Linked DNA regions of Mus musculus: region 1 is linked to region 2. A link is a contact called in ENCODE Hi-C data. All regions are on one chromosome and are shown on one strand. The core of a region is the stretch at or near the end of the contact, and the rest is flanking DNA. Distances in the headings are between cores, read along the strand shown. Region 1 holds the start of Med31 (mediator complex subunit 31). Region 2 holds the start of Dhx33 (DEAH (Asp-Glu-Ala-His) box polypeptide 33).

Region 1 (6,742 bases), core at 2,526-5,025, 1.2 Mb before region 2:
CCACTGAAGACCCAAAAGACACTCCCGAGCTGGGAAGCCACTTGTAGAAATGCGCCTGCCTCTGCCTCCCAAGTGCCGGGATTAAAGGCCTGCGCCACCACGCCTGGCGGGACAGGTTTTCTGTTTTGTTTATTTCTGTTGTTTGTTTTTTTTACAGTTATGCAATTCTAAGCATTGATTATGGTGCCATCCAGGCCTTGGATATAAGCATTAGCTTTCTTAGGATGAGATCAATAGAACAAAGGAGGGAACAGGAATTCTGTAAAATCTAGAAAAAGATGTGAGAAAAACACCTCGTTAATTGAATTTCTGGTTCTTCCCATGGCCTGCTTAGTCTGGGGAAAGAGGATCCTGTCAATGCAAGCCTTAAAAATTTTTTAAATTAAATGTATGTTTAATGTTATATATTGATTTACTATATTTAAAATTGTATAGTATATACTTTTATGTCTATTATAAATTATTATGTATTATATATTAAACTATATAAAATATTATACACACATTGATATATGTGTGGAGGTCAGAGGACAACTTTTGGGAGTCTGGTCTCTCCTTCTACCATGTGAATTCCTGAAATCAAATTCAAGTTATCAGTTTCGGGGGCAGGCACTGTTACATTCCGAGCCAACTCAGTGGCCTTGCCCCTTTTTTATTTTTTATTTCTCTCTCTTTTGCTTTATTTTTCGAGATAGGATCTTGTTATGTAGTTTTGACTAGTCTGGTACTTTTTATACAGTCATATAGTCCTGGCTGGCCTTAAACTCATAGCAATCCTCCTGCATCAGCCTCTCCTAGTCCTGGGATTTCAGGTGTGCATCACCACACCCAGCCATTTCTTTTGAACGCAATAGGCAGTAAATATTATACACCACTCCCAGGTAATATATGAAAAAGTATGAGAATAAGAAGTGACTTCTTTACAAGAACTTACATTTATTTAGTTTTTTTTTTTTAAACTAACCTGGCTGACACAGCTGAAGGCAAGACACAACTATTACCCAGCACAATAAATCCAATTATTAGACTGTGCCATTAAAGGCTTTCTCGACTGCAAATGGAGAATATTACTCTTCATTTATTATTGTTGCACATGCTGTCTTTAACACTGTGTAACACATGCCAGGTACAGCAGCTCTATTTCCTACAGAGAACGATGAGGAAGACACACAGCATGGCTAACAGTAACACACACATTTACAAAGTACAATGGGTACATCAACAATTACCTTCATTGATGTACACTGTCATTTTGAAGCTGTGGAATGTATAATATAGATTTATGGCAAAGGTGTTTCATTACATTCATTCTCTCTCTCTCTCTCTCTCTCTCTCTCTCTCTCTCTCTCTCTTGGAACATGAATAAGTGAAATATGGAGGAAGAATCCTAGATAAAAATAAGACCAGGACCACAGGGAATCTACCAGGATCCTTCCCACGCCCTTCCTGAAGCATCAACGATCCAGAAGCAGGCGCCTGGCTTTCCCAGAGTCACATTCAGCCAGTCTTCCAAATACTACTAAAAGAGGAAACAGAAGCAGTCACTAATGGAGAAAGGTCTGGACAGACAAACACATCTCTGACATTATTTCCAGGCTAGTAATGGACAGGAAATATAATATCGTATTAACTGTTATGTTGATTTATTTTGTTACATTAGACACATACCACTTTTGCAACAAGAAGATAATGAGGAACACAAAGAGAAGCAACTGCTTTGTTTGTTTTTTTATCTGTTTATTTAAGGCACAGTTGGCCATATTAAAAAGAATTAGTAAACTGGAAAAAACTGACAATTCTTTGCTATTAGCTAATTCTTTGATACTAGCAGTTCTGTGAGGCAGACAGGCATTCAGGTAGCCTTGGGGTAGTGATGGTAGTTATAACATCAACATCTTTAGCAGTTATGACATTTCTTCTGACCTGCGCCCCCATTCTGCGGGGACAGTCCAGTACACTCCCTGGGACTAAATTAGTGCCTGGAAGTAGTAAGTGCTCTGACTCATGAGGAGTCCTGCAGAATCAGCATCTGCAGCCTTCTGTTCTAGTGGCAAGTAGCACATGCATTATTAAAGCAGGCTAGAGAGAGGGTTCCTTACAGAGCAACACATCCTCTTCCTCTGAGAACGCTTGCTTTTGTTCCTCACCGGAAGATGCTCTGAACACACTTCCATGACTGTCTTTCAGGCTTTTCCGCAATTCTGCTATGCAGAAGTCAGGGGTTTGCTTAGTGCACCACCCTCTAGCAAAGTTGCTAGAAACCTCAATGTTTCTCAACTTCACCAATGACTTGCCTTTCTCAGCACAGCGATTCTTTGTTGGAGGAGGGACAGGGTGTTGACCTGGGCACCATAAGATGTTAGCAGCATCCCTGGCTACTAGGCACTTGAGGCAAGCAGGAGCACCTTCCACGCTGCCCCAAACACACACACTTCTGGAGACAAAATCATTCCCAACTCGGTTACCAATGCAACTTCGATGGAGAGGTAGTTCTAAACTGTAAACTGCAATACGCACTTTGCTCCCTTGCACTAAATTCTTTTGATGATCTCAGAATAAAATTCAAGCTCTTTACTGTAATCCCAGAAGATTTCCAAGACTCTATATGAAGTGGCATCTTCCTCCTTTTTGTTTTCTTCCTTATACCACGCTCTCATATACTAACTGATCTTTCTCTTACATAAACATCTTTGATTTTTAAAAAAAATGTAGACTTTCCCTTCTGTCTAGAATGCACTTCCCTCTAGATCCTGATATGGCTCACTGTCCACTCACACAAATCTCGGACCAAATGTAATCAGCAAGGCTTTCCCTGACCATATTCTCTAAAGAGTTCCCTACTCTCTACCACAAGACAGACAGCCTTTCCTTCGCGGGAATACAACAGCATGTTGTCTTACTTTCCCCTTTGTTGCATGTCTCTTCATTAGAGGAAGATCCTAGTCTTTTCCACTGCTCTAGCTGCCATGCTCTAACTACTACCTAGCATGCAGTAATACTCAGTTACCATCCTGTCAATCTCACGCCTCAGGCCAAGTGTCATGGCTTCTTCTTTACTTTCCCTTCCAAGATTATTAATGGTTTTATTGATTGTTTATTAATTGTCCTGTTTTTTCCTATACCCCCTGATTTAATTTTTTAAGTGTGGGTGGAATACTATGTATGACAACATGAGAAAATGTATAATGAAATATAAGTATTAATAAAGGCCAATTAATAATGTATGAAAGATGATACCTTGCCCTGTAGGTTTCAAGCAGGTATATGATCAGGCCAGCGGTCAAGAATCATGACAAGTTTGGCCCCTCTTTGCAAATTTCAAGTCGTCAACACATCCTAGAGTGACCTAAGACTATAAAACTTACCTGGTGTAGAGACTCAAAGAATCTCATTGTCCATCAGCCAGGTTTATACTGCACTACCAGTCTGAAACCTTCTGTGCTGGCTTCAAGTTAATAGCACACTGGGGTCAACAACAGGATGGTCTAAGGTGCTGCAATGTCAATACATGTTAACAGCCCCCAGAAACCACAGCCTGTTTCTTACACTGATTTATGGGTTCTTTCCATGAAACCAAAGATGCTCGGTTCTCCTGGAAGATGGCTGGCTGGCAACTCTTCAGTCCTGGCTAAGGACCTTTGGCACTTCATCGAGCCATTCTGGCACTCTGCCTGGCTGGGCTCTCAACACGGTGCACAGTAGTCTCCACCCTCAGGGATGACGACGCCCTGACGTGGCGGGAGGACGTTTCCGTGCACTGCGAGGAGGTTTCCACGTGCTGGGAGGACACCTCAAGGAACTGAGGGAGTCGCTTCGTGGAGGGGGTGAGGGAGGGCCCCTCTCGGTGGCGCTGGGAGGTCTCCACCTGCCGGGAAGACGTTCGAACCTGCCGGGAGGACGTCTCCACGCGGTGGGATGACGTTTCCTCGCGGTGGGACGACGTCTCCACGCGGACAGTCGATGTCTCCTTGTGGCGGGTGCTTTCCACTCGCGGGGCGGAGGACTTGCTCCTAAGGGGCGAGGCCATCCTGCCCATACACCTTGGTCAGGTGGGACAAAGAGGCCCAAGGATCATGCTCTGCGTCACGTCACACAGGGAAAGGTGACGTCAGGGTGGTGTATTACGTCGGGGTAGGTAGCAGGACTCTGAGACCTAAAAAATGAGAAGTCCTCCGGCACGCCCCGCTCGATATCTGCGCGCGCAGCCGGCCGGGTCTGCACAGATAGGTGGGGCTAATTTTCCCATAAGTGAGGTTGTCCCCGCCCTCGTGTCCCACTCTGCCCCGCGACCGGAAGTAGGAGCCGTGGCTTCCGGATTCTCACCAATCGAAGTCGCGGTTCGGTCGGGGCTGGTGGTGTTCGCCTCACTCTGATTGTTATGGCCGCGGCCGTCGCTATGGAGACAGGTACGTTGTGACTTGCACCCCGAGTCTTCACCCCAAGGGAATGGTCCTACGCCCCGAAATTCCCTCCCTTTTCCCTTTTCCTGCGCTGTCTTTCGGGTTCAACTTGGCATCCTTAGAGTTGGGACCGGCGGAGGAGAAGGCTGTGCTGCTTCTCAGACTATGGTCTGTGAAAACATCTTTGCTCCTGGGTTGCTCAAACCCCTACTCCAACCCTGGCTCTTGGGGCCGTGCAGGGCCGTGGGAGAGGACTGAGACCTTCCACTGTCTGTGCTGAAGGTACTCCCAAGAACTTGCCCGAAATATCGATAACCTGTGTATTCTAATGCGGACACCGCCTTCTCTCCATTGTTTAATCACTTTGCATCATGCTTCGGTTTTGTGTAGCACATTGATTTTGCTTAACGTAATCACAGTTGATAGTTGTGGTTATAACAACTTAGGGAACCGCACAGCTATTACAGACTGTCCAGTGATCTCCGCTAACAAAGTGGCCTGCAGGTGGTAAATTCCCATTCAACTTATTTTTTCCTCAATTAACTTTAAAGGATTTCTTTACTATTTTTTGTTTTACTATTTTTGTTTTGGAAACAGGGCCTCATTACTTAGTGAATATATATATATATATATATATATATATATATATATACACACACACACACACACATATATACACACACGCATATACATATATCTTTAATTTCTAAGAAAGTCTCTTCTGCACTTTGATATTTGTCTTTTCTCCTAGATGATGCTGGAAATCGGCTTCGGTTTCAGTTGGAGTTGGAATTTGTGCAATGTTTAGCCAACCCAAACTACCTTAATTGTAAGTTAAGTACATCACTAACTTAAGCAACTAGCTCTTAATTTCTGAGAAGAGATGCAGTTTGTAATACTATTTATTACTTCGATGTGTTTGAATGGGATTTTATTTGTTCTGGTCTGTAAGTTAACTGGGCAAACAAAGGCTTGTGTTTTTAATTCCTTGTGTTCTGTTGGTAGGGATGTTAAGAGCTACTTTGTTTTAGAGATTACTAATCAGTAGTCCAGCGGTTGGTTGACATACGGATTGTTTCTTTGTGTCTTTCAGTTCTTGCCCAAAGAGGTTACTTCAAAGACAAAGCTTTTGTTAATTATCTTAAGTATTTGCTTTACTGGAAAGAACCAGAATATGCCAAATATCTAAAGTAAGTTTAATTTTTATAATCCTAAATCTGTGTATACTTTATCATAAATACAAAGTGCTGATACTGAGCAGTTTTCTCTGTGTGGGAATGGAAAATGATATTTTGAATCTTTCTGCTTTTAGTTAATGTAAGATACTGTCATCTGTAACTTAGATTATTTTAGGAATTGCATTTATTTCTGCTACCATTCTTACCTCACTCCCTTCAAACAGAACCAAACAACTGTCTTCATGGGAGCCAGCTTACTCTCTAAGTAATATAAGCCAGAACACACCACTTCTGTTCATGCAGGCTAGCTAAGATCCAGTCAACTGGTTTCAGACTATAGTTCTAATGTAATTTGGTGTCTAACCTTGTCACTTAGCACTGCCCTTGTCTTTCTGGATTTTTAATGCCTACCAAACTATAATCTAGGAAGGTAGGAAGTATTGTTTTCTGGGAGTTTTAGAGGTACTGCCCTTCTTTATAGTGAGTGTTCTTTGTTTCGAGCACTGTGCTAAATGTATTGTACACATTAACTCACTGTAAAAGAACAAACACGGACACTATCAAACTCAATAGCTTTGACTTAAAAAAAAAAAAAGAAGAAGAAGAAGCTGGCACACACCTTTAATCCCAACATTTGGGAGGCAGAGGTGGGCACATGAATTCAAGGCCAGCTTAGTCTACAGAGCTACTTCCAGGGCAGCAAGCTCTACACAGGTAAGCCCTGTCTAGATGTGCCTCTCAAAGGAGGAGACAACAGAAAAACCAGAAGTTTAGCCTGGCATCCCTTTAATCCCAGCTCTCAAGAAACAGAGTCAGGTAGATCTCTATGAGTTTGAGGCCAGCCTGGTTATGTAGCAAATTTCAGGCCAATCAGGTCCACACAGAGAGACTCTTTTTTGTTTTGTTTTGTTTTGTTTTGTTTTTCGAGACAGGGTTTCTCTGTGTAGCCCTGACTGTCCTGGAACTCACTTTGTAGACCAGGCTGGCCTTGAACTCAGAAATATGCTTACCTCTGCCTCCCAAGTGCTGGGACTAAAGGTGTGCGCCACCACTGCCCGGCAGAGACTCTAATTTTAAAAATGAGAGTAAAACATTTCAAAAATTTCTTTTTATCCTCGTTACCTTCCTGACTTGATTTGCTGCCTGTAGATTTGCTCTTCATGA
Region 2 (6,795 bases), core at 3,870-6,369:
AGAAATACCCAGATTAGTAATGGCCACCCGTTGTCAAAGCACAGGAATAAGAATGGGCAGCATTGGGCATGTGTTCCTCTTGTCATTCATTTCAAGAAAAGCTCAAGACCCTTCCAGGGCCAAGGGCCTGGTTCACCTTCCCAGTCGGGCAGAAATCAGGGTCTTTGGAAGCAGCCACACTGATGGTTCAGAGTACTTATCAAAGATGGCACATCTTGTCTGACTCAACAGTTTTCCATTCATGCTGCTTTATCAGAGCTCAGAAAGATGGCCTCAGACAGTTTTCATAAATGTCAAAGAGGCACAGGACTTCCCAGGCTGGGTCATCCTGTTTAGGCTGAGTTGCTTTTCAGATGAGATTTTCTCAGAGGTTAGCATAGGCTTAAGTAAGCTCTAGTAAACATTCTAGGTGGAAAGTTTCAGATACATTTGAGGTAGAAAGTATTTTAATGACTAAGTGGAACTCGATAAGGAATGGAATGAGTACGGTACTAGTAAATCACTGAAGACCATTGTAACTCTATGGGACGTGGGCCAATGGGACTGCTTTTGTCTTGTTTAAAAATTTTTAACGTTTAATGACAATCTTAGATTGTATGATCCTTATGGGATTCTTAAGTTTGATAATTGTTTTTGTTCAAGAAGGCCTTGTCAGTAACTTTTAGGAATTTATTTTTATTATTATTGCTTGCTTTTAAGCCAGAAATGGGTTTCTTTAAGGTTTTATTTATTTTCCCTAAGTTAATTTTAGATTTAGCTAGTTCATGGAGTTATTGTGACCGATCTTTAATTCTAAAATCTCTCCACCAGCTATTTTCATTTTAAACAGTGAATACCTATACATATTAGTGACTGAAAACAGAAAATATATTTTGGATTATTGTTAGGGTGTGAATTCCTAGTGGTAGAACACCATGCTGTGTGACACACTGTCTCCTGGCAGTGCTGATTTCAGTCACTTGGCCTCTTAGTAGTTTGGCAGGTCCCTGGCCCTGTGTTGTTTGGCAAGATCCCTGTGCTCACTGGGACACAAGGGAAAGTCCTCACTTCCCCAGCCAACCTCTCAATTCCAATTCTTCCAAAACACACTTCCTTTTTGCGATATGAGTCAGCAGAAAAGTGAGATTGCATTATGGGATTCTGTGACCGCTTAAACTTACATGAATACAGTTTGAGCCATTTCCTGGATTGATTGTATCAGAAATATCCGAAAAGCACACCTAAAGCATAGGGCATTTTGTTTCGTTGTTACAGGAATACAGTATATGTTCATTTAAAAATGAATGGACATGCCAATTGCATCTCCATAGGAGATAGATTTTATATACTTTGGTGTGTTTTTTTCACTATGAATTTTTACTTGTTTCTTCCACTTCTTTTTCTGTCCCTCTGTGTCCTCCTGTCTTTTATATTTCTTTTGTACTTGCGTGAGGCAAAGCGTCCACATCCTGGATCTTGAAATGGAACCATAACACTGTCTCTAGAGTCCTCTGGGAGGAATTAGGAAACATTGGAGCTATTGGCATGTTGGCATAACATGCTTCCTAGAATTGTCATGCCTTCGGCCACTGTTTATTTTGTGGCTATAATTTCCTTTCTCGGGTGAGTTCTATCTGTGTTAGCTAAGATCCTGCCCTTCCATCCTCTCGGGATGACTAAACTACTTACTGTTTTGAGTTTGATTCAAGTTCTTGAACCTTGCTTGTCTCGTTCAGCCGCTCTGTTCCGAAGTCTGCAATCACGTCTTAGCCCTTATCAAATGCATATTTTGTGTCTTTTCTCTGAACCTTGCTCCTACTTCTCCCTTGCAGGAACGTCGATTTAAGTTTCTTCAAGACCTTGACACTAAACTCTTAAAACTAAGGCCTATTTCACTGTCTTCTTTAAATCCTTATGAAGCTTCAAATCTGTGCTAAAATTCCTATACCAAATCATATATTGTCTTGTACTGTTCTTAGCTGCTACATGTATGTTAGTTTTGTTCCCCTCATGAGAATGTAAGCTCCTTAAGGGCAGGGACTATGTCTTAATTTTTGTATCCACCACAGTGCCTAGCACTGTGCTTGGCACATGGGTGCTGAATAAATACTTTGTTTATTGATCAGCAAACTATTATCTTGTATTTTTAATTATGAAAGAATCGATGTGTATGTATCCAAACTTGGACCTGATTGCTAAGGTTTAATATTCTTTCTGGAAACAGGATGGAACAAAACTGACCTTGATTGAGGAGCAATGATTTGGTGGCCTTGCAATCGGAGGAGACCGTGAGCTGGTAGGGTCATGGTCGGACCAGGGAGTTACTTCGACAGACTTGGCCACCTCAGATAAGAGTGAAATGTGTCTGACAGATCATCTTTTGGAGGAATAATCAGAATATTCTTTTGAATGCTTAGTATGTGAGCTTCTCAATATGAAAGCCACTGAGCCACAAGAGAGTTTTTTGGAGGGGCAACAGATTTCAGACCGCCACTGAAGGGCAAGTGAGCAACATGCAGGGAAAGATTTAAGTTTCCAACTCTGATCATTTTACTGCTGAGTAAATGGGTTACCAGGAATGAGTTCCTTACAAAAGTGTTAGGTTTTATCTCCACCTTAAAAAAAAAAAACAAACAAACTCTGAGCCAATACTTTAAAAACACCAAAATTTTTGTTTTTCTTTTCTTGTTCTTAAAAAAAAAATGCTTGCATGATAACTGTTGCATATGATTAGTGAGTGCTTCTAGATAAGTGGACTTTGCGGGGGGGCGGGGGGGGGTGTCCGATGCCTCCAGAGGTAATAACACCACCAAGCCTAAAGACCAGATTTCAATCCCTAGGCCACCACATAGCAGGAGAGAAGCAACTGCCATGATTTGTTCTCTGACCTTCCCCCCGCTTCTCTCTTTCACTCACACACACACAATGTATGTTTTTTTAAAGAGGTGTTTTACTTACCAAGAGGTGATTTCACTCACTCAGATGGCCTATTTGGACTCCTGTAATTTATAATACTCCCACGTTGGGTTGCTTCGAATGTGCAGCTACCTATTATTTTGTTTACTCAAGGCCCATAACTTGACATAAGTTATTTTTCTTTTAAGGGTTTGCTTGCCTTCCTAAATCAACATGGGGGTGGGGGGAGGCGCGTGGAAAACATGTCAACTTATTCTTTGTAAGATTTGTTTTTACTATTTAAAATTACATGTACTTATATGTGTCTTTATATAGGTATGTGCACATAAGTTTGGGTTACCTTGAGGTTAGAGGTACGGGATCTTCTAGGGCAGGGGTTTCAGGAGATGGTGAGCTGCCTGGCATGGGTGTGAGGGAACAAATTTGAGTTCTCTCAACAGTGAGCATTCTTAACCCCAAGCCCTGTCTCCATTCCCAAGTCAGTACATTCTTCGTGTACATCCTAAACACACACATTTTTTAGTAACCCCTAGTGTACTGTCAGAAGCTAAATAAAAACTATAACTGGGATTTGGGGGTGTTTGTTTGCTTGTTTTTTTGCTTCTTAGATACATTTATTAAGGTCATATTGTAAATGTTATTTAGATAACTATACAGAGATGTTCCGTGTTCTCATCTAACAGTGTAAGTTTAGCTGACATGATTCATCTTGAATGGGCTGACTTAGTAAAAGATGAGAGTCATTAATCCCATTCCTACCCAAATTTCCTGGTAAACCTGCGTGTAGTAAAGTTTCACGGGGGACCCAGATATTCTTTAAAAGGCTTTAAAGCATCTCAACAGGACCAAAGCCACAGGCCATACCGGATTCCACAACAGACAGATTCACATCTGGGTTTTTTTTTTTTTTTTTTTTTACAAAACAAACAAAAAAAAAACAGGTCTGCATACCAAATTTGATGGATAGCCTTCACATGAGTTGAGAATTATAGAACGCCACATTCTGTATAAGAAACACAATCCGGGGGCTGGTGAGATGGCTCAGTGGGTAAGAGCACCCGACTGCTCTTCCAAAGGTTGGAAGTTCAAATCCCAGCAACCACATGGTGGCTCACAACCATCCAACCAATAAGATCTGACTCCCTCTTCTGGAGTGTCTGAGGACAGCTACAGTGTACTTACATATAATAAATAAATAAATAAATCTTTAAAAAAAAAAAAAAAAGAAACACAATCGGGGACAGCGAGGGCACTGAGAACCCTACGGGTTCCAAACACATGGAGGCTCAACTGGCTGTAACTCCAATTCCAGGGAATCCAACACCCTCTTCTGACCTCCATGTGAGCATTGCAAGCAAGTAGTGCAGGAACATACTCCCAAACAAAACGCCCACACCCTCCAAAGATGAAAAAGCAAAGGTAACCACCCATTCACTCTGTGCCTGTCTTTCTGTGTTGAATTAGCAAAGCATCTAAGAGCTTGTAATTGAACAGGAAGGAAGAACTGGTTATGTACAAGTTTTCTGCAGGAGTAGTGAATACTCGCACTGATTAAGGTGTATACAATAGGGCTGAAAAGCTGTGTAAAGATTGAAAATCTAGTAGGAATGACTGGGAGGTGAGTTAAGGCAATTTTAGTTCCACTCATTTTCTTTTTTATTTCTGCTTGTATTTTTTGAGCCTATCACTTTGTGGGGAAATTACATGATATCAGAATCATAGAATTCACCTTTCCGTAACTGAAGATACTCACTAGTAGCATTTTCAAAATTCTTTGCAGCATCCGAAATGACTTTAGTCTCAGAAAATTTCACTTTCTACATTTATAAATCGGAGCTACCAGTGGGTACCTTAAAACGTACATTGTTTAGAAGAGTAAATGTTTGTGTTCCTCGTTAGATTTACAGAAATAAGTAATTGCCTTAAAACGTGACTATTGTTGGAGCCCGAGATGGGACAGTCATTTTTATTGGATAGAAATGAGAGTTTAGGACAACGTCATTACGCAACAAGACCCTAGGGAACCACACAGCTATCGTCCCCTGTTGTTACTCGGGCCGTTTTTTCGGTCGCACCTCCGACCTTGCTCTCACAGGATGTAAATGCACAGCGCATGCTGGGAATTGCAGTTCCTTTCCTCAAGGCAGGAGGCGGCTGTGAGGTCATCGGTGGTCGCCCAGCACGCCTGCACGTGGCGAGAAAGGGGCGGTGCGCGCTTGCTGTCCCCAGCCGAGCGGAACTGTCTGCGTCCCTGCCTCCGGCCGCGGTCCTCCCGACATGCCGGAGGAGGCGAGCCTCCCGCCCGCTAAGAGATTCCGGCCGGGCTCCTGCCCTCCCGGGAGACGAGTAGTGATGCTGTTGACGGCTGGCGGCGGCGGCGGAGCTGGAGGAGGCCGGAGGCAGACGCCGCCGCTGGCCCAGCCTTCGGCCAGTCCCTACCGCGAGGCCCTGGAGCTGCAGCGCCGGAGTCTGCCCATCTTCCGGGCGCGGGGGCAGCTATTGGCTCAGCTCCGAAACCTGGACAACGCGGTCCTCATCGGTGAGTGGCGGCTTTGGTGGATCTTCCTTGCTCTAGATCCCTGGCTCTGTGCACGAGGGCGGGGTTTCTTAGGGGCTTCTCACTTTCTTTGCGTTGGTTTCTTCCACAAACTTGAAAGGGTTTCAGTGCCCGGTGTGGACAGGGACCTCTGGAAAGAGGCGGACAGAGTTACCCTGCCGGCGCTGACCGCGCTCTGTGAGTTTGAGGATATTCGCCTTCCGTGACGAGGCGTGGGGAGCATATCGGAGGCTCTCAGAGAGCTTTGCAGGATGGGCCTCACCAAGGCTTTTGAGGAGGCAGCTGCGGAGCGGGTCCCTGGGGACCGGCATTCTAAGCGAGGACGGAGAGACTGGCGCCAGAAAGAATTCAGTTGGCGAGAACCAATTTCTTGTGTACGAGAAGAACTTGGCAGTGTTCGAAGGCAGGGACTGACTTCTAGTGGCTTTGCTACAGTATTGACGATAGAGGAGTTCCCGAAGGAATGTCATAAGCGAGAAAGAGACTGGAGTACTGGCAGTCAGTGGAATAGAGTGCTAAGGAGGGAAGTTCCATAACAATATGTAGACATGGTGGGGCGTGGGAGTGCACGTTGGATATGTAGTATTGATTGCAACTCCCACTAAGAATTTTTTCAAAATAACTTTAAGAACAGATCTGGCGTTGGACTGAGGAGTAATTAGGAGGTGAAAGAATGAAGGCAGTGGAAACAGGTTTCTGCTTTGGCCAACCAAGGGAAGCTGAGGCACTTGTAAATAGTCACAGATTTTGGCGAACTGAGCAGAGAGGACACTGAAGATAGATAGAACTAATGGATCAAAGTTTAGGAAATTTCAGAGATGGGGGCGCAGTGCCGGGCATCAGGAGTTATGGAGAGCCCACCTGGCACAGGAGAAAGGCTGTCTCTTTTGAAGTCACATTTGAGAAGATCCAAGAGTTCTGAGGAAAACAAAAGTTCCAGAGCCTCAAGTAGGCTTTTGGGGAGATGGAGACGGAAGACAGGCTGCAAAAACAGGAACAAGATGGACTGTAAAGCTGATGCCCAGGTGAATTTTGTCCCTCTGTTTGTATGGCTGGCATATTCTATTTTAGCAATAGTCAGTTGCCCTGGAATAGGAGTGGGAAAGATGCACAAGAGGCATTGATCTATGTCTGAGGTTGTGTGGAGGGTTCAGTAGGAAAATGCAGGATAATCAGATTCTTGGTCTGAGAGCCTTGGCTAAGTCTGGAAAGGTGAGTGGTCAGAAGCAGGCCGGGAGCTGGAAGAAAATGTAAGACTCATGGACCTGTTAAAGAGGATAAGCCATGGCAAAGAAGGGTGTGCAAGTTTCCTGAGTTGTTCTAATCAGGTGCTTTTAGAGGTA

Evidence for each region. A loop is a pair of places that touch in the nucleus more often than their neighbours do.
Region 1: a loop to region 2 is called in a map of T-helper 17 cell, with 6 times the contacts of the local background. The contact joins the promoter of Med31 here to the promoter of Dhx33 in region 2. A Hi-C loop is called at or near these places in 2 of 37 maps with a recorded cell type or tissue (T-helper 17 cell and regulatory T cell).

Annotation. Positions count from the first base shown.
Region 1 is chr11:72,212,625-72,219,366 of GRCm38, reverse strand. It overlaps Med31 (mediator complex subunit 31), which reads left to right and starts at 3,775. Exons shown (of 4, transcript NM_026068.2): 1 at 3,775-4,406; 2 at 5,152-5,229; 3 at 5,494-5,590. The coding sequence starts at 4,379. 4930563E22Rik (RIKEN cDNA 4930563E22 gene) reads right to left here and starts at 4,229. Exons shown (of 1, transcript NM_001163728.1): 1 at 917-4,229. The coding sequence starts at 4,036. The coding sequence ends at 3,647.
Region 2 is chr11:71,002,756-71,009,550 of GRCm38, reverse strand. It overlaps Dhx33 (DEAH (Asp-Glu-Ala-His) box polypeptide 33), which reads left to right and starts at 5,119. Exons shown (of 12, transcript NM_178367.4): 1 at 5,119-5,434. The coding sequence starts at 5,173. Derl2 (Der1-like domain family, member 2) reads left to right here. Exons shown (of 7, transcript NM_033562.4): 7 at 1-2,111.